2 separate regions of the Homo sapiens genome follow, and region 1 is linked to region 2. Evidence: read pairs that join two places in POLR2A ChIA-PET (ENCODE). Cell type or tissue: OCI-LY7. All regions are shown on one strand. Each heading gives the region's core, and the rest is flanking DNA. Links, peaks and the distances in the headings are about the cores only.

Region 1 (13,198 bases), core at 2,982-10,981, 110 kb before region 2:
TGTGATCACTGGACGCAGATGAGTTAACAGTGCTGCTTGCCTGGCTCCCAGCATAGCACTGTAACACCGGCCTGCCTTCCTTTCTCACAGGGATTGCAGCCTCCAGGCTGACTGCCAACATATCTTTCTTCCAAGATGCCAATGCTGTGCAAGGAGCCTCTGCACTCAGCACAAACCGAGTTAAAGGAGCTCCTAAAGCCCCCTAGACATTTTGGTTACAGACCTGCAGTGTTAGCTGTGTTGCTGCCCCGAGGGCTTGAGGCCAGAGCAGGGTCTGGGCCAGGAGGCCTTACTCGTCCTAGGGAAATAGAATCCCAGAGCCTTTTCAGTCTGGAGGCTTCACCTCACAACACACCCAACCAGCCCCAGGCATCTCTTAGTTGCCACAGGACTCCTGGCAGAAGTTCCAGCAGGTCCCTCTTGACTAGACCCCAGCTCATAAGAAGGACTCAAACCAAATCGCACTGCCTTTTGCCAAAACGGACTCAAACCAAATCAGCTATGCTTTTCATTTACGGTGTGCCTTTTCATTTAAAGCTGTGCCTTTCATTTCATGTAAGGAATATACGTGCATCACTGGCGATCACCTAGGGCTGAGAGAGCAGCCAATAAGCCTTGAAGTGGGGTAAGCCCGTATCATTTTCTCCATAAAATGGATAAGTTCGTTCATGAGAAAGGCATTCGTATTTGTGCAAACCAGGCATGACAGAGAGCCCTATGTGGTTCAGTGCAAGCAAAAAACACAGTAAAAGAAACAGCAGTCCTGCAGAAAAAAATGTAATTTAAATCCATTAAGATATTTACCCAGTCTCGAGGGGCGTGGTGGCTCACACCTGTAATACCAACACTTTGGGAGGCTGAAGTGGACGGATCACAAGGTCAGGAGTTCGAGACCAGCCTGGCAAATATGGTGAAACCCCGTCTCTACTAAAATTACGCAAATTAGCTGGGCATGGTGGCGCTCACCTGTAATCCCAGCTACTCAGGAGGCTGAGGCAGGAGAATCGCTTGAACCTGGGAGGCGGAGGTTGCAGTGAGCCGAAATCTCACCACTGCACTCCAGCCTGGGCAACAGAGTGAGACACTGTCTCTCATATGTGTGTGTGTATATATAAGTGTGTGTGTGTGTGTGTGTGTGTGTATGTATATATGTGTGTGTATATATATACGTATATATATGTGTATATATATATACATATCTATATATGTGTGTGTGTATATATATATATATATACATATATATATTTACCCAGTTTCAAGAGAAAAAAGTCAAAGGGGTAAGAGTATTCTTCATACACAGTCTAACATCTCTTTCTTCCACTCACAGTTGTCTTATTTTGTTCCTCTTCACTCTCCCAAAACTTAGCCCATGTTCCCCAGCTCCCCTCTGCACCTGCATCTGCCACACACGTACATACATACACACACTTCACATACATGCACGCATATATACAAACACACACACATATGCGCGCACACACACACACACACACACACACACTCTCTCTCCAGCCCTTGATGCTTTCCCCCTCTCTCTTCCTCCTGGACCTTTTCTTTGCTCCATTCCCAACACACAGGTCCCTGGTCTGTCTCTGGCTCCTTCCAAGCCTTGGCTCTTCTTAGGTATTATCCCCAGCAGCACAGCAGCAGACCAGCTGACCTGGACTATTTCTTAGGCAGTAGTCAGGTAAGCTGTACCTACTCATATGGAGATATTGTTTGATCCTGAGCCTCTCCTGATGTCTCTTTTTAGCCCCCAGGGGGAGGTTTTAATATCCACATCCACCAGCATCTTCTCCCTAGGGGAGAAGGGAGTGAGATGGGGAGAAGAAAGTGAGAGGAATCGAAACATGTCTAAGGAAACTAAGAGGCAGAGGTTATTTCGATCTGCTCTTTATAATCATCTCAGATGCCTGCCCTGGGCAATGTCTAGGTTATTACTGAATTCTGGGGACACTCCCATATTAGCCCAATGACTAATCAAAAAAAGCAAGCTGACCATAGTCAACTAGAGGGTAAGGAACCAAGTGAAAATAGAGAGAGTTCTCCGGACCTCTGAATCTGGGTACAATCATTCAGTATGAAGATAGGAGCTAGGAGAAGAGAGAAAACATGGAATTGTATTTTGATTGACTTTTTTCTGATTACAAAAGTCATATATGTTCAATGTAGAAAACCAGGAAGATACTGAAAAATACAAGAAGGTGTTAAAAAAAAAAAACACTTATGACCCCACCACCTAGATTTAATCAAGATTAACATGTTAGTTTACCTTTCCAGTGTGGTTTTCAATGCATATTCTTTTTAAAATCAAGTTAGAAACATAGTGTATATGCTATTTTAGAAATTCTTTCTCAGCTGGGCGTGGTGGCTCATGCCTGTAATCCCAGCACTTTAGGAGGCCAAGGCAGGTGGATCACCTGAGGTCAGGAGTTCAAGACCAGCCTGGCCAACATGGTGAAACCCCATCTCTACCAAAAATACAAAAATTAGCTGGGCATGATGGCACACACCTGTAAATCTCAGCTATTCTGGAGGCTGAGGCAGGAGAATTGCTTGAACTTGAGAGGTGGAGGTTGCAGTGAGCCAAGATCGCACCACTGCACTCCACTCCAGCCTGGGCAACAGAGAGAGACTCTGTCTCAAAAAATAAAAAAGAAAGAAAAGAAAGAAATTCTTTCTCATACATTACATCATAAATCTTTTCCCAAATCATTAAATATTCTTCTGCAATATGATTTGTTAAAGCTATATATGATTTTGTGCAATAGATATGCTATAATAGGCTTACCCAATTTTATATGGAAGAGCACTTACGCTGTTTCCAGGCATAGAATTCTAAATATGGCAAGGTTATCTGCACAACTCCTGTTTTCAGGCATGCTGACCTCCATTCCTTACAAGCAGATAATGATCCCTTTAAAGTTCTCTGCTCAAGAGAACCGTGCCATAGCAGAAGTAATTCTTCCCCAAGCGTTCAGCTGTCCTGTGTTCTCCAGGGAAAGCCTAGCATTGGGCGTTGGGCATGCTTGCCTCTAAATGGGAAGGCCAGTTCATTCTTAAGCAGATGGAGAGAAAGCATTTGTCATTCTAAATCCGGGAAGTAGCTCAATTCAATTCAATTGCATAATTCTTAAAAACATATTTTGCGCCACTCCTGAAAATGGTATTATAGAAGAAAAGTATGGTTTCTACCTTTAAGAAGATTGCTGACCGGGCTGGGCGCAGTGGCTCATGCCTGTAATCCCAGAACTTTGGGAGGCCGAGGCAGGCAGATCCCCTGAGGTCAGGAGTTAGAGGCTAGCCCGACCAACATGGCAAAACCCCGTCTCTACTAAAAATATAAAAATTAGCTGGGCATGGTGGTGCATGCCTGTAGCCCCAGCTACTCAGGAGACTCAGGCATGAAAATCGCTTGAACCCGAGACACGGAGGTGGTGGTGAGCTGAAATTGCGCCACTGCATTCCAGCCTGGGCGACAGAGCAAGACTCTATCTCAAAAAAAAAAAAAAAAAGAAGAAGAAGAAGATTGCTGGCGGGGTGTTGTGGCTCATACTTGTAATCCTAGCACTTTGGGAGGCCAAGGAAGGAGGATCACTTGAGCCAAAGAAGTCAAGGCTGCAGTGAGCTGTGATCACACCACTCCATGCCAGCCTGGGTGACAGAGTGAAACCCTGTCTCAAAAAGAAAAAAGAAAAGATTGCCATCTTCCTGGGGTGACAAACATAATTTTAAAAGAATCAGGTAGAAACATAGGACTGTATTTATGATGAAACAACTATGACTAAATGCTATGTTTTTCAGATTACACGTGCCTTAGGAAGTGAGAAAAGTATAAGTGCAATGTGGAATTGGGTGGTTGAGAAAACTCCAGAGAGGACCTGGTAGAGCTTGGAGGCAAGGTGGGCAAGGAACATTTCAAGAGGAGGGGACACTACAGCTGAGGCACAGAGGTGAGAAAGCACAGGAAGCAAGAAAGAGGCTCATCTGGCTGCAGCAGAGGGAGAAATAGTAAATTAGATCAGATAACTCATATATTGGGCACGTGTGCAGAGGGCCAAAAAGATGTTTGGCCTTAATTCTATAGGTATTCCCCTTTGCCATAGATGTTACACCAAGAAAGAACACATTGAATCAAGCAAATTTAAGCTGGGTTTTTGTTTTTGTTTTTTGGTGGTGGGGGGGATGATTTATAAGCAGGACTTCCCAAAGCTTTTAATATGCTTATATATGTGGCAGTGTTGAGAGGGGAAGATTTGATATTCCAAGTATTTTTGGCCACAGAACTCTTTTTATCATGGAACATTTCCAGTGTTCCATGAGACACAATTAGGGGCTAGTGAGCCACTGACTTTTGAGTTGGAAAGTGACACATGGGGAAAGCAAAGTTTTGGAAGATTGATCTCACGGTAGAATATAAGGTGAACAGGAGAGAAAAGAGCCTGGATTCAGGCAACACAATCAGATGATTGGATACAGGCTCAAGATTAGGGGGTGGGTTGCACTACACTGGAGCGGAGAATGGAGAGCAAAAGCACTGATTGAATGCACAGTCTTCTGTTGGATCCTGGGATGATACAGAAGTGTCAGAGTTCCTGGGTCTTGTAGGAGTTCCAATGAGCATCAATCAAAAGTTTGATTGTAAGGCACAGAAATCAACTTGGACCAGCTAAAGCAAAAAGACCATTTTTAGGGAAATAGGGATGTGTCACAAAGAACTGCATCTAGGTACTGGAAATCAACAAAAAGTTCCCCATCTGATCTCAGCTTCTCTGTGTGTCTACTACATACACTATCTTTCTCCTCTTTTCTTTCCTCTCTACCCCCTACCTCCCTCCTCTCTCTTTTTTTTTTTTTTTTTGTTTTTTGGTTTTTTTATGTTTGTTTGTTTGCTTTTGGAGACACGGTCTCCCTCTGTCACCCAGGCTGGAGTGCAGTGGCTTAATTACTGCAGCCTCAATCTCCTGGGCTCAAGTGACCCTCCCACCTCAGCCTCCTGAATAGCTGGGACCACAGGTGCAAGCCACAGTGCTCAGCTAATTAAAAAAAATTTTTTTTTCAGAGATGGGGTCTCACTATGTTGTCCAGGCTGGTCTCAAACTCCTAGGCTCAAGCAGTCCTCCCGTTTCAGCCTCAAAAAGTGCTGGGATTACAGGTGTGAGCCATCGCACTCCACCTTCTCTATAGTTACTGAGTTTGCGTGTTACACTGAGTTTACATCTTACATTTCTAGCCATATCAGAAACGACCTCTGCACCTCTCTTTCCCAATTTGAGATTTCTAATAGAAAGAATCTTGTTCACCCAGCTTGGGACTCATTGAGTTATGACCAGTGGGATAGATTTTAGAAGATAAACATGTCTATAGGGACTTACCGTGTGAATTAGTGGGGGAGCCGCTTACCAGGCAGAGGGGTCTGCTGTAAAGTGATACTGTGACTTTAAATTGAAAGTAAGCTTCTAGAAGAGTTGAAGAGGAGTGGATTATTGTTGAATGGATGTATAACTAATGAAGCTTTAAAGGAAGTTTATTAGAAAGTCCATGTCCTTGTCTCTTTCCCAAACTCCTTTAGTTCCCAAGTCCTGAAAGAATCTATGGATAAGGGAAGCAGAATACTATAGTGGTTAAGAGCACATGCTCGAGGTTAAACTGTCTGTATTTTGGATCCTGGCCTTGAGGACTTGGGCAAGTTACGTGACCTGCCTGAGCCTCAGTTTCCTCACCTGTAATATGGGTATCACGAGGAATAAATAAGGTAATATGTGTAAAGTGCTTGGCACAATGCTCTTGATAATGTTAGCAACATAATTTTGTAATGAAAATTAACTGATGGGGCTGAAATGTGCATCAGCAGATCCAAATATCCTTGATAAACTGGCCAAAAGAAAGATGAATTGGCAGAGAGGCAAGTGTTCATCTCAGTTCTCCAGATATCCCTGCAAATGTGGCCTCTGGAGTAGAAGATTTAGGGAGAAAAATAAGCCATGAAGCTCTTCTGGCACCAACATGAACTTCAGGGATCATGGGACATTTGGGCCAGTAACATTCCTCTTTGTTCCTAGAGATTTAATATCTACCTACCAACTAAATGGCCTTGATTTGGAGGAGAGAAGACAAGAAGAGGAATTGCTTTCAGCTGGTCCTTGCCTTTAACTAACCAGGGGTACAAAAATTTTAAAATACAAAGGAGACCATGTGTAAAACATTAGTTAAGCTCAGATATAAATCTAGTCTTTGACCAGTCCAGAGCTAATCAATATGCTTTTCTACTCTCTTTGAACTTTTGAGTTTTCTGGCAACAACAAAAATCCCAAACCTCATCCAAAACCGTAGTCCAGACAGCCCAGTTTCTGCACTCCCTTCCTTGTGTCACATATTGTTGACAGAACTACTCCCGTTACCACATTCATTCCAGTGGTGATTCAAATTCTTCTGCAGAAATGGACTTGAAAGACAGAAAACTGCTCCTGTAATCACTTAATAAGGAATCTTGGATGAGGAATACAGAGCTATGAATATGGATTTACTCTTAGCCTTTATGGATGCCTTTTTCTCAGTTATTTTCACTGAAAATCATGATGAACTGATTTAAATATCAAGGTAAACTGAGATGGAAAATTACCGATAATAAGAGTTTTCTGAAAATATAGATTGGCCTCTTTAAAGCACATCGAGTTTGTTTTGTTTAAATTACAAATTCACATATATTTGAAATGTGTTTAAATGTGTCAGTTTTAGGCAAAACTAAACTATTTGATTCCTTTCCAAAAATCAGGAATTTGCTTTGGAAAAAAACCATGCAGTTTGATTTACAAAGCAGAGCGGGGGGGAAGTAGTGGGTGAGAAAGACCCACCCAAAGGCTGCAGCCAGCTTCCCCAGGAAGATTCATAACCATGCCACAATACTGTCCTTCAATTCGTTCCAACAGATTTTACTATAACTCTAAATCATTAGAAGCAACTGCTGCTATGACTAGTGCTATCTTTGCCTCAAAAAGAGGAAAAATCAGGACATACAATATAATCCCCTCAGGATCTAGGAGAGAAATCAGCCCATTTGTCATAAGAACTGAAAACCTCAGCTAAATAGTATATGAAACATTGGTATTTCATACCTTGACATTACATATTTTTGAAAATAAAGTAAGCATACACACAAGAAGTGGCTAGATGCAGCAGTTATAAAGTGGCTTAAGTTGGGTTAACTAAATATAACCTAGAAAAACCATCTTATCTATTGCAAATTATTTCCAGAAAAAGGTAAGAAAAATCCAACCAACACTTTTTAAACATCCTGAGCTATTCACAGCAAGTGAATCTTTACCCTTACCAGATGTATAAACATTTACATAAGGCAGGAGGTTCAACACTTGGAGAGTGTAATCAAGGCAGTAGTAACGCAGTGCTCCTCTCTTTGACTTGAATGACTTCCTCCCCATTAGGGTCATTATTGTTTTGCAGTGTCCCAGGGATGAAAGGACTTTGAAAGGTCATGTGTCTTGTGACCCAACTAGCAGCATCAGCATCACTGGGGAGAAACTCAAGCAGAAGCTTGAGTCTACTCCACTCTTGCTGACACCAAATCTGCATTTTTACAGGATTCTTGGGTGAGTCACACACATATTCAAGGTTAAAATATGCCACCCTAGGTCTTTCTCCTGCTTCTGAGCAAAACTGGGCACAAGGGACAAACTAGTTTCCTTCAGCCACTTTCAAATCCTTTATAGAGTGTACTGTGTGAGTCACTGAGAGGAAAGAGGAAATAATACTTATTTAGGGAAGTCTTGCATAACTTAACAAAGTTAGTAACTTCTTCAATACACTCAAGTACCTATTTTTGGAAGCCCTACAGGTTAGGTCAAAGTAAAGAGAAGCAAAAAATGGAGTGAGTTCTAGTAAAAAACTCTGACAAAATAAGGGAAGTGTAGAAGCTGAGTCTATGAGGGATGAGAGAAGCAATTTACCAAATTATCAGATCCAAAATCATCTCTGCACTGTAGATGATTTATAGCCCTGGAAGCTTAGAGGCTTGAGTCTCTTGCTGTATTTCATTTCAAATTAGTAATTTTTATCTAGGGCTTCCCTATGGCTTAAAGTGAAGGCCCTGGAATTTCTGAAGTGAAATTATCTGATGATTTTTATGTATGGTCATTCTGTAGTTATCCTGTAAGTTTCATATTTGTAACAAGACTGGAATCCGAACAATAGAAAACTCTGTGGCAGTAAGCCAAAACCTGATGGACTTAGGAGAGTTACGTATGTGTGTTTCAGTGGTCCTCAAATTCAGCTGCCTATTAGAATCACCTGGACTTTGAAAAAAAAAGAGCTTTCTTGAGGTATAACTGACAAATAATAAGACAAACATATTTCAGTATACAATTGGATGAGTTTTGACATGTTATATTCTTGTGAAACCATCACCACAATCAAGCTATTCACCCCCCAAATTTTCGTGCCCCTTTGTTGTCCCACCCTTCTTTCTGCAACCACTGATCTGCTTTCTATCACTATGGATTAATTTGTATTTTCTAGAAGCTTAAATAAGTGAAACCATATGGTGTGCATGTTTTGCAGGGAGAGGGCAGGGGGAGCTGGTTTCTTTCACTCGGTGTAATTGTTCTGAGAGTCATCCGTGTTTGCATGTGTTAATAGTTTATTCTTTTTATCGGTAAGTAGTATCCCATTGTGTGGATGTACCACATGTTGTCTAACCATTCACAACTAAAGGATACTTGGGTTGTTTCTCATTTGGGGCAATTGAAAATAAGCAGTATAAACTGCTATAAACAGTCATGTACAGATATAAGCATGTATGTTTCCATTTTTCAAGGTAAATACCTAGAAGTGGGTATGGTAAGTGTATGTTTAACTTGAAAAGAAACTACCAAAATGTTTCCAAAGTGGTTGTACCATTTTGCTTACCTACCAGAAATGTGTAAGAGTTCTAGTTACTCCACATACTTCCTAGCAGTTGATATTCTCAGTTTTTTTTTTTATTTTAACCGTTCTAATAGCTGTGTAATGGTATTCCATTACAGTACTAATTTAAATTTCCCTAATAACTACTGAGGTTGAAAAAATCTTTCATGGGCATATTTGCCATCCTTGTATCTTCTCTGGTGACGAATCTTTCATGCCTTCTGCTTATATTTTAACCAGGGTTTTGTTTTGCTTTTTCTTAACTGTTGAGTTTTAAGAGTCTATATATACTGCAAACAACTCCTTGGTAAGATATATGATTGGCAAATCCTTTCTCCTAATCTTTTTATTTCCTTAACAATGCCTTTCAAGAACAGAAATTCTTAATTTGATGCAATGCAATTTATTAGTTTTCTTTTTTCTTTTTTTTTTTTTTTTTTTTTTTGAGACGGAGTCTCGCTCTGTCGCCCAGGCTGGAGTGCAGTGGCGCGATCTCGGCTCACTCCAAGCTCCGCCTCCCGGGTTCACGCCATTCTCCTGCCTCAGCCTCCCGAGTAGCTGGGACTACAGGCGCACACCACCACGCCTGGCTAATTTTTGTATTTTTAGTAGAGATGGGGTTTCACCATGTTGGCCAGGCTGCTCTCAAACTCCTGACCTCAGGTGATCCACCCGCCTCAGCCTCCCAAAGTGCTGGGATTACAGGCGTGAGCCACCATGCCCAGCGTATTAATTTTCTTGCATGGATGGTGCGTTTGGTGATCTGAGAAATCTTTACCTAACCCAAGGTCACAGAGATTTTCTCCTGTTTGCTTCCAAAATTTTTATACGTTTAGATTTTATATTTAAGTCTATTTTGAGTTAATTTTTGTATATAATGCAAAGTTTAGAATGATGTTTAGTTTTTTGTCTATAATCTATGAATATCCAATAGTTCTAGCACCATTTATTGAAAAGACTGATCTTTATCTACTGAAGTGTCTTTGCACTTTTGTTGAAAGTCAATTGACAATTGACCATATATTTGTGGGTCTATTCTGGATTCTCTATTCTGTTACATTGATCTATTTTTCTATCTCAATACAAATATCAAATTGGGTATTTGTATTAAGACAAATATAATTTGTCTGGGTATTTGTCAAGACAAATAAAAATTGTCTTGATTACTGTAGCTTTATTGCAAGTCTTGAAATCTAACTTTATTCTTTTTCTAAGAAAAATATGAATTCTAGATTAAGCTTGAATTTTAGAATAAGTTTGCCAGTTTCTGAGAGGGGAAAGCCTACTGGAATTTTGATGAGGATTGCATTGAATCTACAGATCTATTAGGGGAAAACTGACATCTTAACAATATTGAGTCTTTCAATCCATGAGCACAAAGTCTTTTTTCATTTTTCTCAGCAACGTTTTCTTAGTTTACAGATCTTACAGCTCTTTTGTAAGGTTTTTATCTAAATATTTAATTATTTTGTACTATCATAAGTGTTATTATTTATATAATTTTAATTTCCAAGTATTTATTGAAACCATTTAGAAACAGTTGATTTTTTATATTGATCTTTTATCCTGCAGGCTTGTTAAACTCATTTATTAGTTCTGTAGCTTTTTTGTAGAGTCCATCAAATTTTCTACATAGAGAGTCATGTTATCTGAGAATAAAAACAGTTTTGCTTCTTCTGCTCCAATCTTAATTCATTTTATATTTTTTTCTTGACTTATTGCACTGGCTACAACCAGTACAATGCTGAATAAATATAGTGACAGTGGATAGCCTTTCTTTGTTCATGGTCTTAAAGGAAAAGCATTCAGTCTTTCCCATTAAGTATGATGTTAGCTTTAGGTTTTTCATAGATGCCCTTTCTCAAATTAAAGAAGTTTCCTACTTTACTGAGAGTTGCTTTATTTAAAATCAGAAATGAGGCCAGTCACAGTGACTCACACCTGTAATCCCAGCACTTTGGGAGGCCAGGGTGGGAAGATTACCTGAAGTCAGGAGTTCGAGACCAGCCTGGACAACATGGTAAAACCCTGTCTGTACTAAAAATACAAAAATTAGCTGGGAGTAGTGGTGCATGCCTGTAGTCCCAGTTATTTGGGAGGCCGATACAGGAGAATTGCTTGAACCTGGGAGGCAGAGGTTGCAGTGAGCCAAGACTACACCACTGCACTCCAGCCTGGGCAACAGAATGAGAAAAAAAAAAAGAGAGAGAGAGAGAAGGAAAGAGAGAAGGAAAGAAAGACAGAAAGACCAAAAGAAAGAAAGAGAGAGAGAGAGAGAGAGAGAGAGAGAAAGAAAGAAAGAAAGAAAGAAAGAAAGAAAGAAAGAAAGAAAGAAAGAAAGAAAGAAAGAAAGAAAGAGATCTTGGATTTTGTCAGATTCTTTTTCTGCATCTATTGAGATATTCATATGGTTTTCCTTTTCGGCCTGTTACTGTGGTGAATCACTGAGTGACTTTCAAATATTAAACTAACCTTGCATTCCTGGGCTATGGCTATAATGTACTATCCTTTTATATATTGTTATATTCTATTTGCTATATTTTCCTAAAAATTTTTGCATTTATACTCATGAAGGATATTAGTCTGCAGTTTTGCTTTCTTGTTATATATTTGTCTGGGTTTGATATCAGAGATCAGAGTAATATCAGTATTGTAGGCACCAGTAAATATTTCCTTATAATGCTTTTTATTTTTATTTTTTAAATTTTTTTATTTTTGAGACGGTGTTTTGTTCTTGTTGCCTGGGCTGGAGTACAATGTCACGATCTCAGCTCGTTGCAACCTCTGCCTCCCGGGTTCAAGCGATTCTCCTGCCTCAGCCTCCCGAGTAGCTGGGATTACAGACACACACCACCACACCTAGCTAATTTTGTATTTTTAGTAGAGACAGGGTTTCACCATGTTGGTCAGGCTGGTCTTGAACTCCTGACCTCAGGTGATCTGCCTGCCTTGGCCTCCCAAAGTGCCGGGATTACAGGTGTGAGCCACCATGCCCAGCGTACAATGCTTTTTTTTTTTGAGACAGAGTCTCACCCAGGCAGAAGTGCAGTGGCATGATCTTGGCTCACTGCAACCTTTGCCTCCTGGGTTCAAGCGATTCTCCTGCCTCAGCCTCCCCAGTAGCTTGGACTACAGGCACACGCCACCACACCCGGCTAATTTTTTGTATTTTTAGTAGAGATGGGGTTTCACCATGTTGGCCAGGCTGGTCTCGAACTCCTGACCTCAGGTAATCTGCCCACCTCAGCCTCCCAAAGTGCTGGGATTACAGGTGTGAGCCACTGCCCCCGGCCATGGCTGGGATTTAAACCCAGGCTTCCTAAGTCAAAGTTTATTGCTGTATATATATACAGGTTTTTTTTTCTTTTTTCTTTTTTTTTCTTTTTTTGAGGCAGAGTTTCGCTCTTGTTGCCCAGACTGGAATGCAATGGCATGATCTCGGCTCAACACAACCTCTGCCTCCCGGGTTCAAGCAATTCTCCTGCCTCAGCCTCCCAAGTAGCTGGGATTACAGGCATGCGCCACCGCACCCAGCTAATTTTGTATTTTTAGTAGAGATGGGGTTTCTCCATGTTGGTCAGTCTGGTCTCGAACTCCCGACCTCAGATGATCTGCCCGCCTCAGCCTCCCAAAGTGCTGGGATTACAGGCATGAGCCACTGCGCCTGGCCAGTTTATTGCTATTTTTTAGCATATCATAGCTACTTATATTTTGTTCTGTGACATGTGTTTATTGACTTGGATTCTGTCTGCATTTCTCTTTTGTCCCCTGAATACACTGTTTTGGGTTGTGGGCAGGAGCCCCATCTAACCCAAACCTTATAATTTTCACTGGACCTACCGCACTGTCTGTACCCAGAAGATGATTCTAGGGTTTTTCTTTTTCCTTTTGAGAGATCTAAGTATCTGGGTTTATCTGACCACATAGTATTCATCAGTCTGCCTTTTTCATGGTCCCTCCACAATCTAAGATTTAAATCAGGCTGTAATTAACTCTAGCACACAGGCTTTTCTACAGAAACCTTCCCAGGCTGCACTGTCAGCCTGCTTCTCTCCATTAATGCATGCCATTGGCAGCCAGAAACCAGATTTTGCCCTGAGCTACCCACACAAGTTTGAGGCAAGATTATGGGTGAAGAAAAGCTTGGGGTGGATGCATCTCCTATATGTAAAGGCTGTTTTGTTTGAGTGATTCCAAGTGCTGGTACACTATGATTAATTAACTTGGTTAAGGATTAATTCTTAAAAATCAGGAATGATTTGAATCGTTCCTCCAAGTG
Region 2 (13,198 bases), core at 1,725-9,724:
TAAGTTGAAGCCAGTGCTCATTGACCATTCTGAAAATCCTAGGGCCTTGGGATTATTCTACCCTGCGCATGTGTATGCTCTAGAAATGGAACAACAAAGCTTAGATGACAGCACATTGTTTACAACATGGTTTACTTTTTTTTTTTTTTTTTTTTTTTTGAGACAGGACCTTGCTTTGTCACCCAGGCTAGAGCGCAGTAGTGCTATCATGGCTCACTGCAGCCTCAATGTCCCGGGCCCAAGCAATCCTCCCACCTGAGCCTCCTGAGTAGCTGGGACTGTAAGCACACCCAACCATGCCTGACTAATTTTTGTGGTGTTTTTTTGGGTTTTGTTTTGTTTTGTTTTGTTTTAGATGGAGTTTCACTCTTGTTGCCCAAGCTGGAATGCAGTGGCGTGATCTCGGCTCATCACAGCCTCCGCCTCCTGGGTTCAAGGGATTCTCCTGCCTCAGCCTCCTCGGTAGCTGGGATTATAGGTGCCCACTACCACACCCAGCTAGTTTTTGTATTTTTGGTAGAGACAAGGTTTCGTCGTGTTGGCCAGGCTGGTCTCGAACTCCTGACCTCAGGTGATCCACCCACCTCAGCCTCCCAAAGTGCTGGGATTACAGGCATGAGCCACCACTCCAAGCCTAATAAATTTTTTGTAGAGACAGTGTTTCATCATGTTGCCCAGGGTGGTCTCGAACTCCTGGGCTCAAGCGATTTGCCTGCCTGGTCCCAACGTGCTGGGATTACAGGTGTGAGCCTCTGCACCTGGCCTAAAGTTGTCTTCTTCTCTCCTTAGTCTTCTCTCTCTGTAGCCATGGAGAAGTTGAGTCATGTTAATTAACACACCAGTGATTTCTGATTATGGAGAAGATAATTTCTCAGCCCTATTAATAAAAATTACATTTTCATTTGAGAGGAGATAGTTTTTAAAATTATTTTATATATTTTAAAATCAAATGGCATATTTGCTTATTTTAACAAATTTTTTGCAAGATAACCCCTGTTAACAGTTTAATTTGTGTCTTTCCATATCGGGTTGACAAACTTTAGCACTTTATGGCAAAATTCACTGTTTTGTATCCTGTGAGCCAAAAATGGTTTTTATATTTTTAAATGGTTGGAAAAAATCAAAAGAATATTTCATGACTCATTAAAGTTATATGAATTCTAATTTCAGTGTCCATAAATAAAGCTTTACTGGAACATAGCCATACACATTTGTATAGTTAATATCTGTAGTTGCTTTTGTGCTGCCACAGCAGAGTCCAGTAATTGGGACAAAGACCTTTTGTCCTACAAAGCCTAAAATGTTTACTGTCTGGTCCTTAACAGAAAAAGTTTGCCAACCCCTGTTCTTCATGTACACCTGCTTTCTTGTTTGCTTTTTCAAAAACAGGACATAAACTGTACTGTGTAAACAGTGAATATGCATTATCTTTTGCTTACTGGAAACTAACTTAAAATATATATCCATTGATCATGCATAGCCCTCCACATTGATATATAGAAATATAACGGTTCTTTTGTTTGTTTTGTTTTGTTTTGTTTTGTTTTTGAGATGGAGTCTCGCTTTGTCGCCTAGGCTGGAGTGCAATGGTGCAATCTCGGCTCACTGCAAGCTCCGCCTCCCGGGTTCACGCCATTCTCCTGCCTCAGCCTCCCAAGTAGCTGGGACTGCAGGCATCTGCCACCACACCCGGTTAATTTTTTTGTCTTTTTAGTAGAGATGGGGTGTCACTGTATTAGTCAGGATGGTCTCGATCTCCTGACCTCGTGATCCGCCCTCCACCCCTTCGGCCTCCCAAAGTGCTGGGATTACAGACGTGAGCCACCGTGCCTGGCCAATATAATGTATTTTTAATAGCTGCACAGATTCCATATTTAGATAACATATTTCATTCACTTGATCCCATTTTGATAGGTCTGATAGGTTTATAGTTCCCTCTCTCCCTGCTACATACATTGTTGTGTCAAAGCATGTGTATTTTTCATTTTTGTAGTGATTACGTAAAGATTACTGTTCAGAACTGAGATTTGTAGCAGTTCACAAATGCACCACTACAAATGTCCTAACTTCCTAGCCATTATTTGCTATCATTTTTTTGTTTGCTCATAAGATCAGTAAAAATTATTTTTATTTGCAAGACCCTGTCAAGTAATGAAGCTAAATCATTTGAACCTGTAAAGACATGCTTTGAAGTAGCTGAAGTTTAACGATTATCTCTGTTTTGTTTGTTTTCTGTTTTTTAAGAGCTCTTAAATGTCAGTAGTTAGAAATTACAAATTTTACTGTAGCAGGTCATCTTTCTTCTCCTTGCTTACAAGGAAGTAACCATTTTTTAGTCTTTCCCCATGACAAGAGTACAATGTGAGAAAGTTTGCTCTGCTTAGCCCAGATCTCTAATGTATATTGAAAACATCCCCATGAAAACACATCTAGATACTGTAAGAAACATCTTTGTTTACAAAGACCATTACATTTTCACTAATCTTTGGACAATTTGAATAAATATGCATAATAGTCTCTTAAGAAATGCTGGCTCTAGGCTATATTATGAAAAAGTTGAAGTTGCCCTTATCACTCCAGACTCTTTTTACCCCTTCATTTGTGCCCTCATGTAGGTGATTATTCTGGCCTTTTCACATACTAATAATACCACTACGGGTTCTCCTTCCTTTACCCTTGGGAAAATTTAAATTCTATTTATACCTTCTGAGGGAATTTACCGTTTAAATTATGAAAGTTTTTCTTGCTTATTGAATGAGGGTTTTTTTGTTGTTTTTGTAACAGCTGTTTTGAGATATAATTCACATGCCATATGAATCACCCATTTAAAACATGTACTTCAGTGGTTTTTAATATATTCACAGAGTTGTGCACAATCCATTTTAGAATATTTTTACCACAATAAGAAGAAATCCTGTATCCTTTAGCAGTCACTTCCTGTTTCTCCCAATCCCTATAGTTTTTAGGCAGCTGCTAATCTACTTTATCTTACAGGTTTGCCTGTTCAGGACATTATGTAAATTGAATCATACAGTATGTAGTCTTTTGTCACTGGCTTCTTTCACTAAGTATGTTTTCAAGATTTCATCCATGTTGCAGCATGTATCACTGTTTCGTTCTTTTTTATTGGAGTAATATTCTGTCACATGGGTATAACCGTGTGAGCACATAACTGTTCAACATTTGATGGACATTTGGGTTATTTCTACTTTTTGGCTCTTATGAACAATGCTGCTATAAACAGTCATGGGCAAGTTTTTATGTGGTCATCTGTCTTTATTTCTCTTAGGTGTATACTTTAGGAGTGGCGTTGCTGGATTATATGGTGCCTCTGTTTAACCTTTTGAAGAACTGCCAGATTGTTTTCCAAAGTGGCTGTACTGTTTACATTCCCACTAGCAGTATATGAGGGTTTCAATTTCCCCTTATCCTCACCAACACTTTGTCATTTTGATTATAGCCATCCTGATGGTGTGAAGTGGCATCTCATTATGATTTTTTATTGTTATAAAATACACATAAAATTTATCATTTTAATCAATTTTAACTTTATAGTTCAGTGTTATTAAGCACATTCACAGTGTTGTGCAACCATCACCCGTATGTTTTCAGAACTTTTTCATCATATTAGTAACTCCTCATTGACCTCTCCTTTCAGTCCCCGGTAACCTCTATTCTCTCTTCTGTTTCAATGAATTTGCCTATTCTAGGTACCTGGTATAAGTGGAAACATACAACATTTGTCCTTTTGTGTCTGGTTTATTTTACTTAGCATAATGTTTTCAAAGGTCACTCATGTTTTAGCATGTGTCAGAGTATCATTTCTTTTTAAGGCTGAATAATATTCCATTTTATGTATATGCCACATTTTGTTTATCCATTCATGTGTTTATGGACATATGGGTGCTTTCCACCCCTTGGCTGTTGTTAATAATACTGCTATGAACATTGGTGTATAAAAGTATCTGAGTCCACACTTTCGGTTCTGTTGGATTATATCTGTAAGTGGAGTTGCTTTGTCATATGGTAATCCTGTTTAATTTTTTGAGGAAATGCCCACTGTTTTCTATGGTGGCTAAACAGGTTTACATTCCTACCAGCAATGCACAAGAGTTCTAATTTCTCCACGTATGTTCATGTGCTTATTGATAATTTGTATATCTTCTTTAGAGAAATGCCTATTTAATTTTTTTGCCTACTTCTGGATTGCTGGATTGTAGGCCAAGTATATTTTCACATTTAGTAAGTCTTGCTGAATTATTCTCCAGAAGAGTTTGTCAATATATACTTCCCTTCAGAATGTATAAAAGTTCTGATGCTCTAAATCCAACTAACGTTGCCAGACTTTATTTACATTTTTTATCCAAGGATGTGTGAAATAGTATTTTGTGATTTTAATTGGCATGTGCCTAATTACTAGTGAGCTTGATCCACCCTTCTTCCCTCCCTGCAGATAGAAGTTTGCCTAGTCATGTCTTTTTTGCATTTTTCTATTGGATTGATGTGTTTTTTTATTGCTTTATAGGCAATATTGACATATTTCTTACATATGTTAATTTTCTCAATTTTTCAGAAATTTAAAAACTTGTTTTTTGAAGTGAGAAGAAAGCAAGTTGAATTTATGTCCTTGGGATTTAACATAGTTCCTGGCAAATTAGTCACTCAATAAATGTAAAATGTATAAATATTTTACAAACATCTAAAAATTTGTTTTATTTTTAAGGAAATAATGCTACCCAAATTAAATAACAAATGAGCTCTAATTGTGCAAAAAATGTGTTACTCATACCTTTATGGTAAAATAATGTATTGGATCTTCCATTGTTCATGCCGTAGACACATTTGTAAGTGGACTAGAAAAATAGTTACCAGTCTTTTCTTGGTATGATAGTCATTTATAGTAGATTGAATCTATTAGATCTTCCAGATACACTTAAATTCTGAGATAAAAATATACATACTCATGTAATTCTTAGCCATGACACTGAAGGGACAGGGATTGGGGAGATGTTGGCCAGAAGACACAAAATTTCAGTTAGATGGGAGGAATAAGTTGAAGAGATCTATTGTAAATCATAGTTTTTACAGTTAATAAAAAAATAAATTATGGGCCGGGCGTGGTGGCTCATGGCTGTAAACCCAGCACTTTGGGAGGCCGAGGCGGGCGGATCATGAGGTCAGGAGATCGAGACCATCCTGGCCAACATGGTGAAACCCTGTCTCTACTAAAAATACAAAATTAGTTGGGCGTGATGGTGCATTCCCGTAATCCCAGCCACTCGGGAGGCTGAGGCAGGAGAATCACTTGAACCTGGGAGGCGCAGGTTGCTGTGAGGTGAGATCGTGCCATTGCACTCCAGCCTGGGCAACAGAGTAAGACTCTGTCTCAAAATAAAATAAAATAAAATAAAATAAATAAAATAAATTACATACTTGAAAATTGCTAAGAGAGTAGATTTTTAAATGTTCTTTCTCCTCATAGAAAAATGCTACGTGAGATAATGCATATGTTAAGTAGTCTGACTTAGCCATTCCACAGTATTTACATGTATCACAGTATCATGTTATACACCATAAATATATACAACTTTTACTTGTCAATTAAAAAGTAAATTTAAAAATGTGAAATGAGATTAAAAAATAAAAGAACTGCTTACTTCTAGAAATATATATATAAATTTTGATTATAGTAGCAGTATCCCACAAAATTTCCATGAAATTCAACAAAGGGAATCCTCTCAAAAGGAAAGCAAGATTTTGTTGAGCCTTGTACTGAACTTGTTTAATCCAGACTTTTTTCCACTTTCAGTTTTATGTGCATGTGAAATGATGTTCATTCTTTTTCTTTTTTTTTCCCCTTGAGGTAAGATCTCGCTCTGTTGCCCAGCTGGAGTGCAGTGGCACAGTTGTGGCTCACTGCAGCCTTGACCTCCCAGATTCAAGAGATCCTTCCACCTCAGCCCCCACAGCCTGCCCCAAGTAGCTGGCTGAGACTACTGGCATACACCTGGTTTTTTTTAATTTTTAATTTTGTAGAGATGGGGTTCTCACTATGTTGCTCATGCTGGCCTCAAGCAATGCTCCCACCTCAGCCCCGCAAAGTGCTGGGATTACTGGCATGAACCACTGTGCCCAGCCTCCATTCTTATTTTTTTAAAGAATTACATCCTACCTGCTTTCAAAATTAATATGAGCCTGTTAAGGCTTTTTTTTTTTTTTTTTTAAACCACCCCTCTTCCACAAAGAAAAACTTTAAATTTGCTTCTGGTCCAGCAACTCAATTTTGTGTGACATATTGCAATATATATGCCCTTCAAATACAGTTGACCCTTGAACAACACAGGTTTGAACTGTGTGGGTCCACTTATATAAGGATTTTCTGCTGCCTCTGCCACCCCTAAGGCAGCAAGAACAACCCCGCCCCCTTCCTCCTCCTCTGCCTATGCAGCATGAAAACAGCAAAGCTGAAGACTTTTATGAACATCCATTTCCACTTAATGAATAGTGAATATATTTTCTCATGATTTTTTTAACATATCACCTTATAAAACTATAGAATATATATAACATACAAAATATGTGTTAATCAACTGTTTGTTATCAGTAAGGCTTCCGGTCAACCGCAGGCTATTAATAGTTAAGTTTGTAGGGAGTCAAAAATTATACATAGGCCGGGCACAGTGGCTCACACCTGTAATCCCAACACTTTGGGAGGCCAAGGTGGGCGGATTACTTGAGGTCAGGAGTACAGAAGCAGCCTGGCCAACATGGTGAAACCCCATCTCTACAAAAAATACAAAAAATTAGCTGGACATGGTGTCACGCACCTATAATCCCAGCTACTCAGGAGGCTGAGGTATGAGAATTGCTTGAGCCTGGGAGGCCAAGGTTGCAGTGAGCCAAGATTATGCCACTGCACTCCAGCCTGGGTGACAGGGAGAGACTCTGTCTCAAAAAAAAAAAAAGTATACATGGATTTATATACTTGAAAATTGCTAAGAGAGTAGAAAGAATTCTCCTCATAGAAAAATGAGTGGGTGGTCAGCACCCCTAACCCCTACATTGCTCAAGGATCGACATAGTTTTAGGAATGAAGTTGATGAGTTTTGCTGATATAGCTTGTGGTTGATTGATAGATTTCCTCTGGGTCTTTCTCTGCCTTCTTTTTTATTTGAAATAGGCTAAAACATCATGTTCTTAGAGCTTGTCATTTAAAATTTAGTATTCAATACTTATATCATTTGGAATATAGCTGTAGTCTTATAATTCAGAAGGTATAGCTTTGCTTGTAATGTTTTATAGGCCTACATAGTGAGCTCTTAAAATGGCACTGCTTTAAAAAATTTCTCATGAGTATTTTGCTTTTAACAGAGAAATAACTTGCTCCAGAGACCAGGCTTTCATTCTTTTCTCTCCTGGTAAAAATTGACTGACTTTCTGTGAGTTCTACAATTTTCTGTATATATCTGTCAGGACAAGTGTTGTATTGTACTTTATTTTATTTATTTATTTACCTTCTTCTCTCCCCCACAATGCTTGCTAGGGTTAGGAAACAGTCTTATTTAAATCCTAACAATGCATGGTATGTATTAATAATTAGAAGGTCACTTAATGTTAAAAATGATTATCAAATAAATAACATATATCTTTGTGTTGTTTTCACTGTCTCCTGCTAATTCCAATTTAGTCCATTTTTAATTTTCTGATGATTAAATGAAATTTAGTGAGTAAACAAATCAGTAAAATATAGTATCTCTTTCTGCTAATGTATTAGAAACTAAGTTTTAGTAAAACTTTGATCGTGTACCCTAGGTACCTGACTGCAAATGTTACTCATCCTTAAGGATTAAGGTGATCTAGGTGTGGGTTTAGCAGACCTTTGTATTGGAATCTTATGATGATTATAGTAGTAGCTAACATTTATAAAAAGGAAAATTTCACTATTTGTTGTTTTTACATGCTGTTTAATTTATCTAATTTAATTTTCTATAACTTTATATGTCATCTAGATGTTCTTAGCTTCATTTTAAAGATGGAGAATCTGAGGCATGAAGAAGTTAAGAAACTTGCCTGGGTATATAGTTACTAAATGATGAAGCCAGTTTTTAAATCCCAGACAGTCTAAATCCAGCACTGTGCTCTTAAGCACCATATGCATATTAAGTAAGTTTTTAGCTTACACATGAACTTTGTATTCCAGGAACAGTTATGTTAGTAAAATATTAAATGGTAGAGAATTTTTTCATAAAGCAAGACAGATAACTGTCTTGCAAGAGTCACCCATTCACCACGAGAGAGAAAAATAAAAGAAATGTGAGTGAGTGAGTTTAGGGCTAAATACATGTAAATACTGAGTTTGTCAGAGGAATCAGGGAGGGAAGTAAAGTAGATTTTTTTTCTTGGGTAAGAAATAAAAGCATTTAGCTCATTTGCTTATAAAAAATAGTAAGAGGAAAACTCTAGCAAAATAAATCTAGAGTCTTGGTTGAGGCCCACTAATGCGAGAACATCTGACCTCTTGGTTGGGCTAAATCTCTAAAACTGATAGGAATAACAAAAATATACTTAATTTTGGTCATATCCTGGCAGAGGGGAAAGGAGGGCAGGAAGATAGATAGCCTCAAAATCCAGGTACAAGAAAGGAAAGGGGATATTCAGAGAAAGAAAAAAACCATAAAAAGGAAGAAATACTAGATGGTGAGGGAAGAGGAGAGAGATACCGATCTTTTCTATCATGCAATTATTGGCTAAATTTGCTTCTTCCAGATTCCCCCTCAGCTACACGAAACTTCTAATAAAGGGGGTTCTTATCTTCTAAAGCAACCCCTAGTCCTATGCATGTCACCAAACTAATAAGTGTCTTTTTTTCATTCCCTGTTTTATCCTGTCTTTGCTGCTTATTCTGAAGCACAACCACAACAAATCAACCACTGTTTGGAGAGTTATTGCAAAGTGTGATGCTTTGCAGGTGTAGAGGAAAATGAAAAATAGCTTCTTCCCCAGAGGGTTTTACAATCTAGTTAGGAATTTTAAATGTAACTTTATTAAAAGATAATTAACAATATCCTACAATATTATGAGTTGTGTGGTATATACAATTCCACACTTACCTATTAGCTCAACCTCTTATTTTTTATTTTATTTATTTATTTTTTTGAGACAGAGTCTTTTACTGTTGCACAGGCTAGAGTACAGTGTTGCAATCTTGGCTCACTGTAACCTCCGCCTCCCAGGTTCAAGTGATTCTCCTGCCTCAGCCTCCCTAGTAGCTGGGACTACAGGTGTGTGCCACCATCCCCAGCTAATTTTTTATTTTTAGTAGAGATGGGGTTTTGTCATGTTGGCCAGGCTGGTCTCAAACTCCTGACCTCAGGCGATCCCTCCACCTCAGCCTCCGAAAGTGCTGGGATTACAGGCGTGAGCCACCGTGCCCAGCCAGCTCAAGCTCTTTAACCAGGTCTTCTCAGCAGGGCACTGTGTCTCCTGCTTTACAGAAAAATTAGGTAGAAAGACAAATATCTTCACCTCCTCTCATCTTCTTCCCTTCATTCTTAGATAAAAGTATCTCTTCTCAGAAAAGGCTCATTCTTTGTCTTGTTTTTTCTATTTTAGCCCTTCACATCTCTAACGCTGGAGCTCTGCTCCATGTCCTTACGTGTTAGTATAAATAACTCTGTTGGTTCCTTCCCTCAACCCTGTAAATCTATTACTCTTACATTTAAATAAAAACACCACTGTCAGCTTTGCAGACACTCTCTTCACCCCCGTCTGGTTAAACCCTTTCCATCTTCAATCACATTCCTTAAAAGACTGCCTTACCTCCCAGCCTCACTTCAGTGCATTGCAGTTATGCTTCTGTTCCCATGACTCCACTGAAACTTCTCTGGTAAAGATTCCTTAATACTGGCCAAATCAGATGGACCATTTTTAGTCATTGTCTTTTGATATCTTTGCAGTCTAACATTATGTCTCCTTTCCTGAACCTATGACTAGCTTTCTGACAGTTTTTATTCTGTCTTCTCTGCTGGATAACTTTGGCCCTATTCCTTTCTCACTCCAAGTCATCAATTCTCACAACTCCAGTTATCAGATATGTCCTAATAAAGCTCCGAAGTGTAATCTCTAATTCAGGCCTCTATCTTAAGCCCAAGACCTAGTTATACTTTTGTTATAATGACCTCAAACTCAGCAGATCCAAAACCACACATCTTTCTGCTCCCTCATTCCCCACACTGTTTTTTTTCCTTTGTTCTCTATCAGTGCATGTTATTGAACCATTTATTCAGTCATCCAAATAGAAAAACAGGGATCTTCCTGTACTTTTTATCCTCTTATGTAATCAATGACCATATTCCATCAATTCTGTCTTGAGTATCATCTATTAAAATTATCCCTTTATGGCTGGGCACTGTGGCTCACACCTGTAGTCCCAGCACTTTGGGAGGCCAAGGTGGGTGGATCACGAGGTCAGGAGATCGAGACCATCCTGGCTAATATGGTGAAACCCTGTCTCTACTAAATATACAGAAAATTAGCCAGGCGTCATGGCGGGCACCTTTAGTCCCAGCTACTCAGGAGGCTGAGGTGGGAGAATGGCGTGAACCCGGGAGGCAGAGCTTGCAGTGAGCCAAGATCAAGCCACTGCATTCCAGCCTGGGCAACAGAGTGAGACTCCGTCTCAAAAAAAAAAAATTATTTATTTCTAATTTCTGGTAGATAAATTTCTGGCAGTAATTTTTTTTTTAAATTCTCAGCACTTTGAAAATTTTTTATATACAGTAGTACTCAAATATCTGGATGAATAGGAGTTTTGAAAAAGAGATTTGACTGTAACAGAAAAGAGAGAAGATGATTCTTAATCATAGAAACAGCTGAGACTGGGTCTCACAAGCTTTTTCCCTGAAATTAGATTTCGATTTGAGAAGAAAGAAATGGCCAGGGTACATAATATACAAATTAGTAATGCACTGCACAAGTGGGAGGTGGTGGGAAAAAAAGCCCTATATACTTTGATGTGCAAGAGGACCTTTTTTGTTATATGCTAATTAGAAAGCACTTTGTTACAGAACTTTTTGGCAGCCCTTCTAACCTTAGGAACCTCTAAGCAATCATTTAATTTGGGTCCATTTATTGTAAAGAAGAGTATAGTTGACACCTGAATTATAAAACTACAGCCTTACATTTGTCTGGTGATTCAAGTATAACGACATACAATCTGCTTTCAAGCCTCTCACCAGTCAATAGCAAGAATTTGAATTCCTTCCTAGCCTGTAATGTTTCAAACACATTATATATTCCCCAACCCACCTCACTCCTGTTAATCTTTCAAGTAACTCCTATACTTTGATGAATCTGTACCAGGTATTAATCAAAAGAGAAGTGCTTTCCTGAGTCTTACTTGTAGAAACACTCTTTTGATGGCTTCTACTTTTCTGTAAAGGCCTTTTTGTTTTGTTTTTGTTTTTGTTTTTTTGAGACGGAGTCTGGCTGTGTCGCCCAGGCTGGAGTGCAGTGGCACGGATTTCGGCTCACTGCAAGCTCCGCCTCCCGAGTTCATGCCATTCTCCTGCCTCAGCCTCCCTAGTAGCTGGGACTACAGGCGCCCGCCACAACGCGCGGCTAATTTTTTTTATTTTTTAGTAGAGATGGGGTTTCACCGTGTTAGCCAGGATGGTCTCCATCTGACCTCGTGATCCCCCTGCCTCACCCGCCCAAAGTGCTGGGATTACAGGTGTGAGCCGCTGTGCCTGGCCTGTGAAGGCCTTTTGTAAGTATTAATCTGGATCATTTTGCCTCATTCCAATGTCTTTTATCAGCTTTTGCTGTTAGTTTATCCTTAGATCAATCTCTTCATGTTCATAACTCCTCACATTTAGTTTGGTTTAGGTTTCATCCCTTCACAGCAGTTTTTGGTGCATGTGTGTTTATAGCTGTTATGTTGTTAATGTTTTATTTTGAGTTGGTTTAAATTTATAAAGTGCAAATGTAAAGCTTAAAAGCAACAAAAAGAGATAAATTGTTTGTTATTACAGGTTTCTTTCTTTTTTTTTTTTTTTTAATGGAGTCTCACTCTGTCGCCCAGGCTGGAGTGCAGTGGCGCGATCTCAGCTCCCTGCAAGCTCTGCCTCCCAGGTTCACACCATTCTCCTGCCTCAGCCTCCCCAGTAGCTGGGACTATAGGCACCCGCCACCATGCCCAGCCAATTTTTTTTTTATTTTTAGTAGAGACGGGGTTTCACCATGTTAGCCAGGGTGGTCTCAATCTCCTGACCTCATGATCCGCCTGCCTCAGCCTCCCAAAGTGCTGGGATTACAGGCTTGAGCCACCGCACCCAGCCCCTATTACAGGTTTCTTAATGCTAGTACTGCAGTTAATATTTTCAAACAACTTGGAAACTTAGTTAAGAAAAATGATTCTCATTGTTAATTATATTCATTAACTTAGCAAAATGTTTATAATGAATCTTAATATCTTAATATTTTGGTTTTAAAAATCAATGAAAAGTGATAATTCCTTTAGTTTTGTTACAATTCATGTGGATTTCATTGTATTTTAAATAAAACAAAAGGAAAAAGGAAATATGACTTGCTACTTTGTATACACATTGTTTATTTTATTTCCTACTAGGAAAAATACTTACTTTGGGGACTTTAAGCTCTAAGCAATAGTACCTTATTGTTAACCAGTTTAAAGAAGATCCGAAAAGTAGTGCCAAAGGGCAACCAAATAATTTTAGTGAATATTTGCATAGTGCATTAATTCATGCTTTTCTGCTGCCTAGGGTTTAGCCACTCCTCAAAGCAGCCCAGGTTTTTTGTCTGTATCCTGCCTGCTTTTGCCTGTGTGTTGTGTGCTCACTGTCCTTCAGTTTGTCCCCTTTTATAAAATAGAACACTTTCTTTAGTTCAGAGAGCAAAAGGGCAGGAGAAGAGCTATCTTAAGTTTTATTTTTGCCAACATAGAAGTAGTTTGTGTGGTAGGCCATCTGGACTGAGAGGATTTCCTCGGAATGTAAAGTATGTTGTGAGATCTAGAGAGCTGAGATTTGCTTTGAAACTATCTGGGAAGGTGGTATTCCTACGCAGACAGAACTGGTTTATATTGCTTACAACATCGGTGGTGGGAACGGAAGACAGCTTGCCTTGTCTCGCTTCAGTGTGGGGTTCCTCTACCCTTAAGAATTTCTGACCAGGTAAA

What was found. Peaks named below come from ENCODE experiments on the same cell type or tissue, not always from the same donor. Only the 100,000 strongest peaks of a DNase experiment are listed, where the experiment ranks them.
Region 1: POLR2A ChIA-PET joins it to region 2 with 12 read pairs; 8 of 35 experiments call an interaction of 5 or more read pairs at or near these places.

What each region holds. Positions count from the first base shown.
Region 1 is chr2:42,110,663-42,123,860 of GRCh38, forward strand. No RefSeq gene overlaps it. Among named protein-coding and RNA genes, the nearest start is that of EML4, 52 kb to the right of the region's middle. In OCI-LY7, for the core only: no CTCF peak of the experiment used is centred there; a DNase peak (open chromatin) is centred at 7,819; H3K4me3 peaks cover 875 bases; H3K27ac peaks cover 893 bases.
Region 2 is chr2:42,221,269-42,234,466 of GRCh38, forward strand. All of the region lies in intron 1 of EML4 (EMAP like 4), which reads left to right. Among named protein-coding and RNA genes, the nearest start is that of EML4-AS1, 58 kb to the left of the region's middle. In OCI-LY7, for the core only: no CTCF peak of the experiment used is centred there; no DNase peak of the experiment used is centred there.